Regions from separate parts of the Homo sapiens genome. Here region 1 is linked to region 2. Evidence: read pairs that join two places in POLR2A ChIA-PET (ENCODE). Cell type or tissue: HepG2. All regions are shown on one strand. Each heading gives the region's core, and the rest is flanking DNA. Links, peaks and the distances in the headings are about the cores only. Region 1 overlaps SFXN3 (sideroflexin 3). Region 2 overlaps TLX1NB (TLX1 neighbor).

Evidence for each region. ChIA-PET counts read pairs that join two places held together with the same protein. Peaks named below come from ENCODE experiments on the same cell type or tissue, not always from the same donor. Only the 100,000 strongest peaks of a DNase experiment are listed, where the experiment ranks them.
Region 1: POLR2A ChIA-PET joins it to region 2 with 10 read pairs; 6 of 35 experiments call an interaction of 5 or more read pairs at or near these places.

Annotation. Positions count from the first base shown.
Region 1 is chr10:101,040,940-101,045,327 of GRCh38, forward strand. It overlaps SFXN3 (sideroflexin 3), which reads left to right. Exons shown (of 12, transcript NM_030971.6): 12 at 1-302. Among named protein-coding and RNA genes, the nearest start is that of SFXN3, 12 kb to the left of the region's middle. In HepG2, for the core only: a CTCF peak has its summit at 451 (motif pointing right); DNase peaks (open chromatin) are centred at 442, 2,092 and 3,402; H3K4me3 peaks cover 1,922 bases.
Region 2 is chr10:101,111,195-101,115,582 of GRCh38, forward strand. All of the region lies in intron 2 of TLX1NB (TLX1 neighbor), which reads right to left. Among named protein-coding and RNA genes, the nearest start is that of TLX1NB, 18 kb to the right of the region's middle. In HepG2, for the core only: no CTCF peak of the experiment used is centred there; a DNase peak (open chromatin) is centred at 2,067; H3K27me3 peaks cover 462 bases.

The sequences.
Region 1 (4,388 bases), core at 128-4,127, 70 kb before region 2:
TCTTGAGGGTTGGTCCTGTCCCCACCTCCACCCTCCCACCCCCTGGAAGAGGAAGGGCCCGGGCATCAGTGGCTAGTCCAAATAAAATATGGGCTTGGGGATGGAATGGGTGGTGGTAAGTTCACAGAGTGTAGTTAGATCCCAACTCCCATGACCTCTGGCTTCAGTGGTGGGTGGGGCAGGGCAGATGAAAGGGCTTCAGTGGGAACCTCTGAGAGCATTTTCCTGTTCCCCCTATCAACCGCCCCCAGTGATAACATCTGTGAAGCCAGCCATTACTCAATAAACTGCAAACTTGTCTACTTCTTGGTCTTCACTTGATTCCACGTCCTGAGGGCCCAGAAAGAGTCCCCTGCTTGCAGCCTTCCGTCTCTCCCTGGACTCTCCCCAAGTCCAGGTCTTGTCTCATTCCTCCCCCTGTGTAGGGAGCCTCATGCCCCAGCAGAGGGAGCTCTGAGATTAGAAAATCAGTCCTCCCTCTGGCACCCCCAAGTATGTACTAAGACAGAGGGCGAATGTAGATGCTTTCACCTTTTTTTTTTTCCTTTTCTTTTCTTTCTTTCTGTTTTTTTTTTTTTTTTTTTTTTTTGCGACAGGGTTTCACTCTATCACCCAGGCTGGAGTGCAGTGGCACCATCATGGATCACAGCTCACTGCAGCCTCAACCTCACCAGTTCAATTGATCCGCCTGCCTCAGCCTACCAAGTAGCTGAGACTACAGGCACGTGCCACCACACCCAGCTAATCTTCTGTATTTTTTTATAGAGATGGTTTTTGCCAAGTTGCCCAGGCTGGTCTCCAATTCCTGGGCTCAAGCCATCCACCTGCCTTGGCCTCCCAAAGTGCTGGGATTACAGGCGTGAGCCACCGTGCCCGGCCTAGATAACCAGTTTTAATTTCATCCTGTCCTGTCAATCACCAAGCCCACTGGAATCCTTAGTCAACTCTTAAAGCTCTTTCTGCAGTTACACTTTTGGCCTTTGGCAATCCCCTTGAAAAGAGGCCTTGTATTGCCAAAAACTGCAATCACTTTTGCACCAACCTAATACTTTTACTGGAAAATCTATGTAACATAACCCCATGTGGGGAGTGAGGTACAGAAATCTCTGCAAAACAAAACCCTTAAGAACATTTTATAACAGAATTATCTGTGCTCCACAGGTATCACTAAACCATGTCAGAGAAAAGATTGGCCAGGGCACTAGTGGGCTTCTCTGTCATCTTTCCTTCCTAATTCCACACCAGTTTCTCAAACACGTCAAAAGAGTTAGCTATAGGGCACATCACAGGCTCTCTAGGGACAAACCTTAGCCAATCATACCTTCCAAACTGCCTCCTTATACTTGGAAATTTCCTCAGAAGTCAGCATTTGGGCTGACGCAGCACGTTTTTCACTAGAAAGTGCTCTGCCCCATTCTTGGGTGGGCCTCCTGTCTTCCTCCCAGACCTCAGACTTTAGGAACTTTCTCTGGAAGCCTGAATTGGTGTCTTTGACCTTCCCTCCCATCTTCTTCCCCTTGCCTGGCCTCATTTGCTCCAGAGCCCCCATCCTGCCTATTATGAAGACCCGAAAGACCACAACCTTCCCTCTCTCCCTGCCCATGTTTTAAGTTTAGCCTGGCCATAGGGAGGTGGTCAAGTAGGGATATTCTGCTCCTTTCCAGGATCACCGGAACCAATGACACCTGCTTCCTAAGGACAGGTAATCAGGACCAGCTTCAACTCTGGCACTGTGGGGCTATGCCAGACTCTGGCCTAGTCCTGCTGGGTCTGATGCCCTACAGGTCAGAGCCAAGCCCCATTTCCTCCCAGTGAAGCCTGTCCATTTCAAGCCCCGCCCCCGGGCCCTCGCGGTCAAAAGTAAGCCACCACCTTCTGGGAACAGTCAGAAGCAGAGTCCCGCCCCTGCTGTGGTCCCTGTCAGTCAAAGCTAGGCTCGGCTCCGCCTCCTTCCCGTTTCCCGAGCAACGGCTTTAGTACCTCAGGCCCCGATTCTCGCTCACCTTCCGGGTCGGAGCCTGGAAGCTACGTCTCAGATCCGCCTTCCCGCTGACCTCGATCCTGCGCCGTTAAATCCACCAAGTCCCCCTCCCTCCTTTCCAATATCGAAACCCACGAATTCCCTAGCGCCAGCCCTTTGACTTCCTGCCCAAAAATCCGCGAGGTTTTCGAGGAATCACGCGAGGACTCTCCTCCTGGATCCCAAGCCCAGGTTTTTTTTTCAGCTGCCTCTGAGGCTGTTGGCTCTTTCTTCGGCGCCGTCCTCCTCCTTTCCCTCTCTCCACCCTTGCGCCTAACAGTCCAGGAAACGTTTGCTGAACTCTTAATTGTGGCTCTGTGGCCGGCGCTGGGTAGAAATGGGCGGTTGGGTGAACAGAGAAGCTACCCTCTCACCTGCAGGGACACCGCGCGTGCCCGAAAGGCATGAAGGACAACCTTTTGCTAGGAATTGTGGAGGAATCTTGATTCAGCTGTATTATCCCCAAAAGGGGAGTTTCCTAAGATGCTCCCTTCTCTCTTCTTTTATTATACACATCTTTTCCCTCATTGGGTCTCTCCTAGGCTCCAGTGTCAGCTCAGGCTGCCAGACAAAGGCAGCCTCCGCTCCAGGCCACAGCCTCCCATAGCTTCCTCCTTCCTGTCTTCTCAGACCAGCAATGTTTGCAACTAAATAACGACCTGGAGAAGGCAGGAGGAACCTTGCATAGCTTGGACTACACACACAATCCCACATCCAACACATCCAGTAGGAAAATAACCCCATGCCTTTAATAAAGAAACGAGAAGCTCCTTCAGGCTGAAGTGCTTGCTTATGGGGCAAGAGTTTGCTATGTTAACCTATAAATTAACCAGCTATGTTATTTTCCTTCCGACCTCTCCTCCTCTATCACCAGCAAGTCCTCATCAATTGACAATTTTTATTTCCCAAAAGGAACACTTTGGTTTGGGTTTTGAGATTATTTTGTTGAAACCAACAGAAAATAATTGTGGCTAGCTTCAGTAAATAGGGGGAGATATTGGAAGGATTCTGCTATAGTTTTCATACCCAGAGATGGAGGTGAACAATAGGACTGGAAAGGACAAAGCCAACTTTGGGGGTGTCAGCAGCTGGAGTTTATGGGCATGGCAATCCCCTTGAAAAGAGGCCTTGTATTGCCAAAAACTGCAATCACTTTTGCACCAACCTAACACTTTTACTGGAAAATCTATGTAACATAACCCCATCTGGGAAGTGAGGTACAGAAATCTCTGCGAAACAAAACCCTTAAGAACATTGTATAACAGAATTATCCCTGCTTACTCCAAGTTTCAAAAACTGGAGCAGCTTAGATCAGTTGTGTACCCCTAGGAGGTGGCCAGGGGTCAGGGTCAACAGGCAAGGACATTGGACATTCAGGTTTACCTCTGACGTTGAGGCTGTAACCAAAGAAGGGCAATTGCTGTGAACTGGGAATCACCCTGATTGGTATTTACTACAACATGTACTACTGGCCCTATACAGATGTTTCTTTCCAGTTTAAATGAAAGCCCCACTGAGGGCAGGCACCATATCTTCACTTTAAAATTGTAGTAAAAAACACATAACATGAAATGTACCATCTTAGCCATTTTTAAGTGTACAATAATGTTAACTATATTCACATTGTTGGCTGGGCATGGTGGCTCACACCTGTCATCCTAGCATTTTGGGAGGCCAAGGCAGGAGGAGCCCTTAAGCCCAGGAGTTTGAGACCAGCCTGGGCAATATAGGGAGACACTGTCTCAAAAAAAAATTTACATATATATATATATATATATATATATATATATATATATATATATACACACACACATATATATATTTTCACATTGTTGTGAAACAGGCTCCAGAACTTTCTCTTGCAATTCTGAAACTATATACCCATTAAACACCAATTCATATATTTACTTTTAAATGCCCACAGCATCTACAATAGTGCCTGATCCACAGTAGGTACTCAATACTTATTTGCTCAATAAATAAATGAGGAATCCAAATGTGCCCTAATTCCCACCCATATATTGATCTCAGGTAAGGTCACAAACACAGTGGTTCTCAATCTGTTTTATACCTCAACAAACGTAAAAATGTGACACCTTCAAAACAAATGATGGCTCACAGCTTTAGTGATTTTCAGCCTGGAGGATGGGGAAGGATGTCCTCCCAGGGAGTCATATCAGAATCTTGGGGGTAGCATGCCTTGAAAAATCCCCTGAGGAAGTGACGCTTGCCCCCTAGTTATTATAGTCAGCAAGATGAAGGAAGAACTCAGCTCCTCCCTCCCTCTTCTCTTGTCTCTTCAGGAGTTTCCAATGCAGAGAATGGGGTGTTGGAGAGAGTGTCTCATGTGTAATCAGAGCCACTCTCT
Region 2 (4,388 bases), core at 83-4,082:
CCCACCCACCCCACTCCCAGCTCTTGCTGCTTCTGATGCTGCTGGGAGGGCTGTTCCAGTGCATCCCACCTCTGGAGGCACCTCTGGGAGATGCTGGGCTGCCAGGCAGGTTGAGCAGGTTTGAGAGAAGGTGGGAGGGACCCTGACTTGGAGGAGGGACCTGGGCCTGGAATGGAGCCGGGTTCCTCAGGCGCCCAGACAGGTGGCAGCCTGAGGAGGGGTGCAAATGTGCTCAGAGCCAGAGCCCAGCCTGGAGGGAGATGGGGGAGCTAAGACAGGCTGACCTCCACCCCTGGGCTGCACAGCCCCGTTCCCAGTGTAGGCCCTATGTCCCAGAGACCTGCAGAAGTCAGAGATTCTGAATGCAAAACTGGGACATAGGGTCAGGCAAGGGCTTGTGAGACACATGGGATAACGTAATTTAAAATGGGACCTAACCGCTATACCCCCTCCATGGGGCATGAGCACACGCACTGGGAAATCATCACCTGTCGGCTTGTGTGTATTCATCACACAAGCACACACTGTCAAACACATCACCCGCAGGCACGAGTACACAATCATGAACACATAGATACTTGCAGGCACAGACACCACACGGGGATGGTGCTGGAGCCCAGAGTGCTCTCTCTCGCTTTCCAGGTTCAGAAATCAGATCCTGGGAGTTTAAATAGTGTGACTAAGGGCCACCTTTGGAGGGTCCCCAAAGAGAGGCCCTCTTCAGGCTTTTCTCTCCTAAGAAGCCACTCCTTTTTTTTTTTTTTTTAAATTTTAGAGCAAACATCAGCCAGAAGCCACTCTTGCCTAATACCCCGCAGCCACGACCTCCGTCCATAAGTCTTTTGTCCCTCTGTGGAGTGGCTGGCCTTCCAATACTGCCACATTTGTGTGCACACCTGAGGTCTGACCCCTTCCAGGACTCCAACTTGGGGGCTCCTGGAGGGCTAACTCCTCCCTGATCAGGGTTTTTCCCCCAGGGACACTGCTTTATTATTTTTTTTTATTTTATTTATTTACTTATTTTGAGACAGAGTCTCGTTCTGTCGCCCAGGCTGGAGTGCAGTGGTGCGATCTCGGCTCACTGCAAGCTCCGCCTCCCGGGTTCACGCCATTCTCCCTCCTCAGCCTCCCGAGTAGCTGGGACTACAGGCGCCCACCACCACACCTGGCTAATTTTTTTGTATTTTTAGTAGAGACAGGGTTTCACCATGTTAGCCATGATGGTCTCGATTTCCTGACCTCGTGATCCGCCCGCCTCGGCCTCCCAAAGTGCTGGGATTACATGCGTGAGCCACCGCGCCCGGCCAGGACACTGCTTTAGAAGGGGGTCAATGAGTTCCAGTGAGGAGGCCAAGAAAGCTGAGGTGGAGGTGGGCAGGAGGGCTGCGGCAGTGAGGAGAGCCTTGATTTGGACAGGCGTCTCACATTGAGGCTGGCCACCCAGATCCACGTGCCTCCTGCACAGAAGCACCTCACCTGGAGGGGTGAGGAGCAGAGAGGAGGAAGAGCACGGGGCAAGTTGGCGAGATGAGCCATATGGGCACATGTAGGGGAAAGTGCAGGCAACAGTATTCCTATGCTATTTTGGGGGTAAATGGATATATGTAATACTTGTCCCCAGATACTCATGCTTATACACACACAGGTTCTCACACACATGAAAACATTCTTAAAGCAGACACACCATACGGACCTGGGATTTCACCCACAGATGCCCACTCTCACCCTGCACCCTCAGCCCCCACGTCGCCCTGCTTCTCACACACACGTGCTCACTCTCACATGCTGGCCAGCTCCCAGCTTCTCTGGCTCAGGCTCTGAACAGAATGTGAATGTGATAAAATCGACAGCTGAAAACTGTCCTGAGAGCAAAGCTGTACTTTGTTGAGAAACCTGAGCCCTTATTGGAGGAATACAAGTGTCTGTGTCTGGGGGCTCGGGGAGAGGGGAGGTCGTGGGGTGGTCCCCCAGGGCGCCTGTGGCCACTGGGCTGTTTCCATCATAAAAAAAAATGATGAAAGGAGCCGGGCAGTGAGAGCATGGCTGTGAGTAAATAAAGCTGCCACCTTTGACCCTGGGAGGCCAGAGCTCATCCCAGAACGAATGCTCATTAGGGAGGGGGTGCTCAGGCCCAGCCCAAGTTCTCCAGCACCGGAGGCCCAAGGCCAGATTCCCAAGGGGGAGGGGATATGAGAACCCCTGTGTGAGGCTAGGGGACATGTAGAGGGAGTAGGGGGTGGAGAAAGGAACAGGGGATGTGGGAGGGGGTTGGGGACATTAGGGAGAGGATGATGGTCATGGGGGAGGGATGAGGACAGGTAGGAGAGCTCTGACTTCTGGCTCCCCCTCCCTGGACTCCTCTCTCTGCAGCCTCTCCAGGTCTCTTCCGCTCTTGGGCTCTGAAACAAGCATACATCTCCCTTCTCCTGCTGTAGGCTCGGTTTGCTTATTTTTCTGATCATCAGGAACTATAGGCAAACAGGGGTTAGCAAAAATAACAAACACAGGGCAAACTACAAAGTCACCAGGAATCCCAGAAAGGTTGAGAAGTGGTTGATTCTGGCTTTGATTCAGAAATAAAAGAATTGGCCAGGCATGGTGGCTCATGCCTATAATCCTAGCACTTTGAGAGGCCGAGGCAGTTGGCCTGCTTGAGCTCAGGAGTTCGAGACCAGCCTGGGCAATGTGGCAAATTGAAGAAAGAAAAAGGAAGGAAGGAAGGAAGGAAGAAAGGGAGGGAGGGAGGGGAGGGAGGGAGGGAAAGAAGGAAAGAAGGAAGGGGAGGGAGGGAAGGAAGGAAAGAAAGAGAGGGAGGGAAGGAAGGAAGGAAGGAGAGGGAGGGAAGGAAGGAGAGAGAAAGAGAAAAAGAAAGAAAGAAGAAAGAAAGAAAAGAAGGAAGGAAGAAAGGAAAGAAAAGAAAAGAAAAGAAAAGAAAGAATTGCCAAACCCACATCCTATGGGTCTGTCCCAAACTCCTTTCCTACAGATCTGTTCAGCTCAGCACCAGACAGTCCTGGCCTGGAGCAAAACTCAATAAAGTTGGCTGCATAGATAAATAAGTGGATACATAGATAAATGCATGGGTGGATGAATGAAAGAAGGGTCTTGGTCATCAACCCCGACTCTGTCTGAGTTCAAACTTCAAGCACTTATGTGGGGCTGGCCTCTCGGTGGGGCCAGGCAGGATCCTCTTCCCCTTCTCTGCAGCTGACCTCTGGGCCCCCCTCCCCCCAGGGCTGACATTTCACTTTATTCTGTAGTCACCTTGGCTCTTACAGGCTCACCTGGTCCAGTCTCAAGAGAAGAAAGCACTTTGCGATGTGGCTCTGAAAGACCCCTGCCCTGCATGTCTCTTCATCCTCTGTGGACCCAGCAGCCACTCCCTTTGTTCCTCCCAGAGGCGACTATGTGGCCACTAAGTAGGTCCTGGAAAGTCCTATTTCGGCTAATTTTAATGAGTGATATAATAATAAAATGTAGCAATAAACTGAGTTTTCACCAAAAAGACAAGACTCCCAGGTTTTTATATCAGGACATAGGGGCAACAGTGACAAGAAACAGATCAGTATACTTCCCACCCCTGCCACCCCATCTGTCCCTGACTTAGAAGGAGGAATAGAAAGAGGAAGTTCAAGAAAAGCATCCCTATTTTTCTGTAAGGGTGAGGTTGCTGGAGGAAGTCCAGCACAAGGACACTCCAGGCAGAACAGAGTTATTGGGAGGCCAGTCCTCGGCTGGGGGGGCTGTCTCTGTCCCGTAAGACATGCCTGCAGCCACATGCCCAGAACTTGGCCTTTCTTTATGCCCCAGACACAATGCTTATTTTCCCTGAATCCCTGAGAGTGACCTGGCTGGGTCTTTGTCCCTGGGGGAAATAGGGAAGCTGAACCCCCAAGTGGGGAGGAGGAATCCAAGGTAGCTGACCCCTGTGTGTTCCCACTGGATGCTTGGTCTGCACCAACGGCCCCCTCCTGGCCAAATTTCTCTTGCTGCATCAGATGAAGGAGAAAACCAGGTGGGTTCAGCTTCAAAAACCAGCCAAAGACCTAGGAGACAGAGGCATCACAGAAGTCAATCACCATTTTCTGCCTCCCCTGTTAGAGTTCCCTCAACTCAACTCCAGCCTGAATCATCGCCAACTTTTCCTAAGTTACTCTGGGACAGACACTATTCTGTGGGCTTTACATGAATTTAACCCTCACAGGAGGTCTATGAAGAGATGCTGTAATTATCCCCAATTCCAGATGAGAAAACTGAGGTCTAGAAAGTCAAGTTACTGGTCCAAGGTCACCCAGTTATTATAATTATGATTATGATTATTATCATTATTATTATTATTATTGAGATGGAGTCTCGCTCTGTCATGAGGCTGGAGTGCAGTGGCGCGA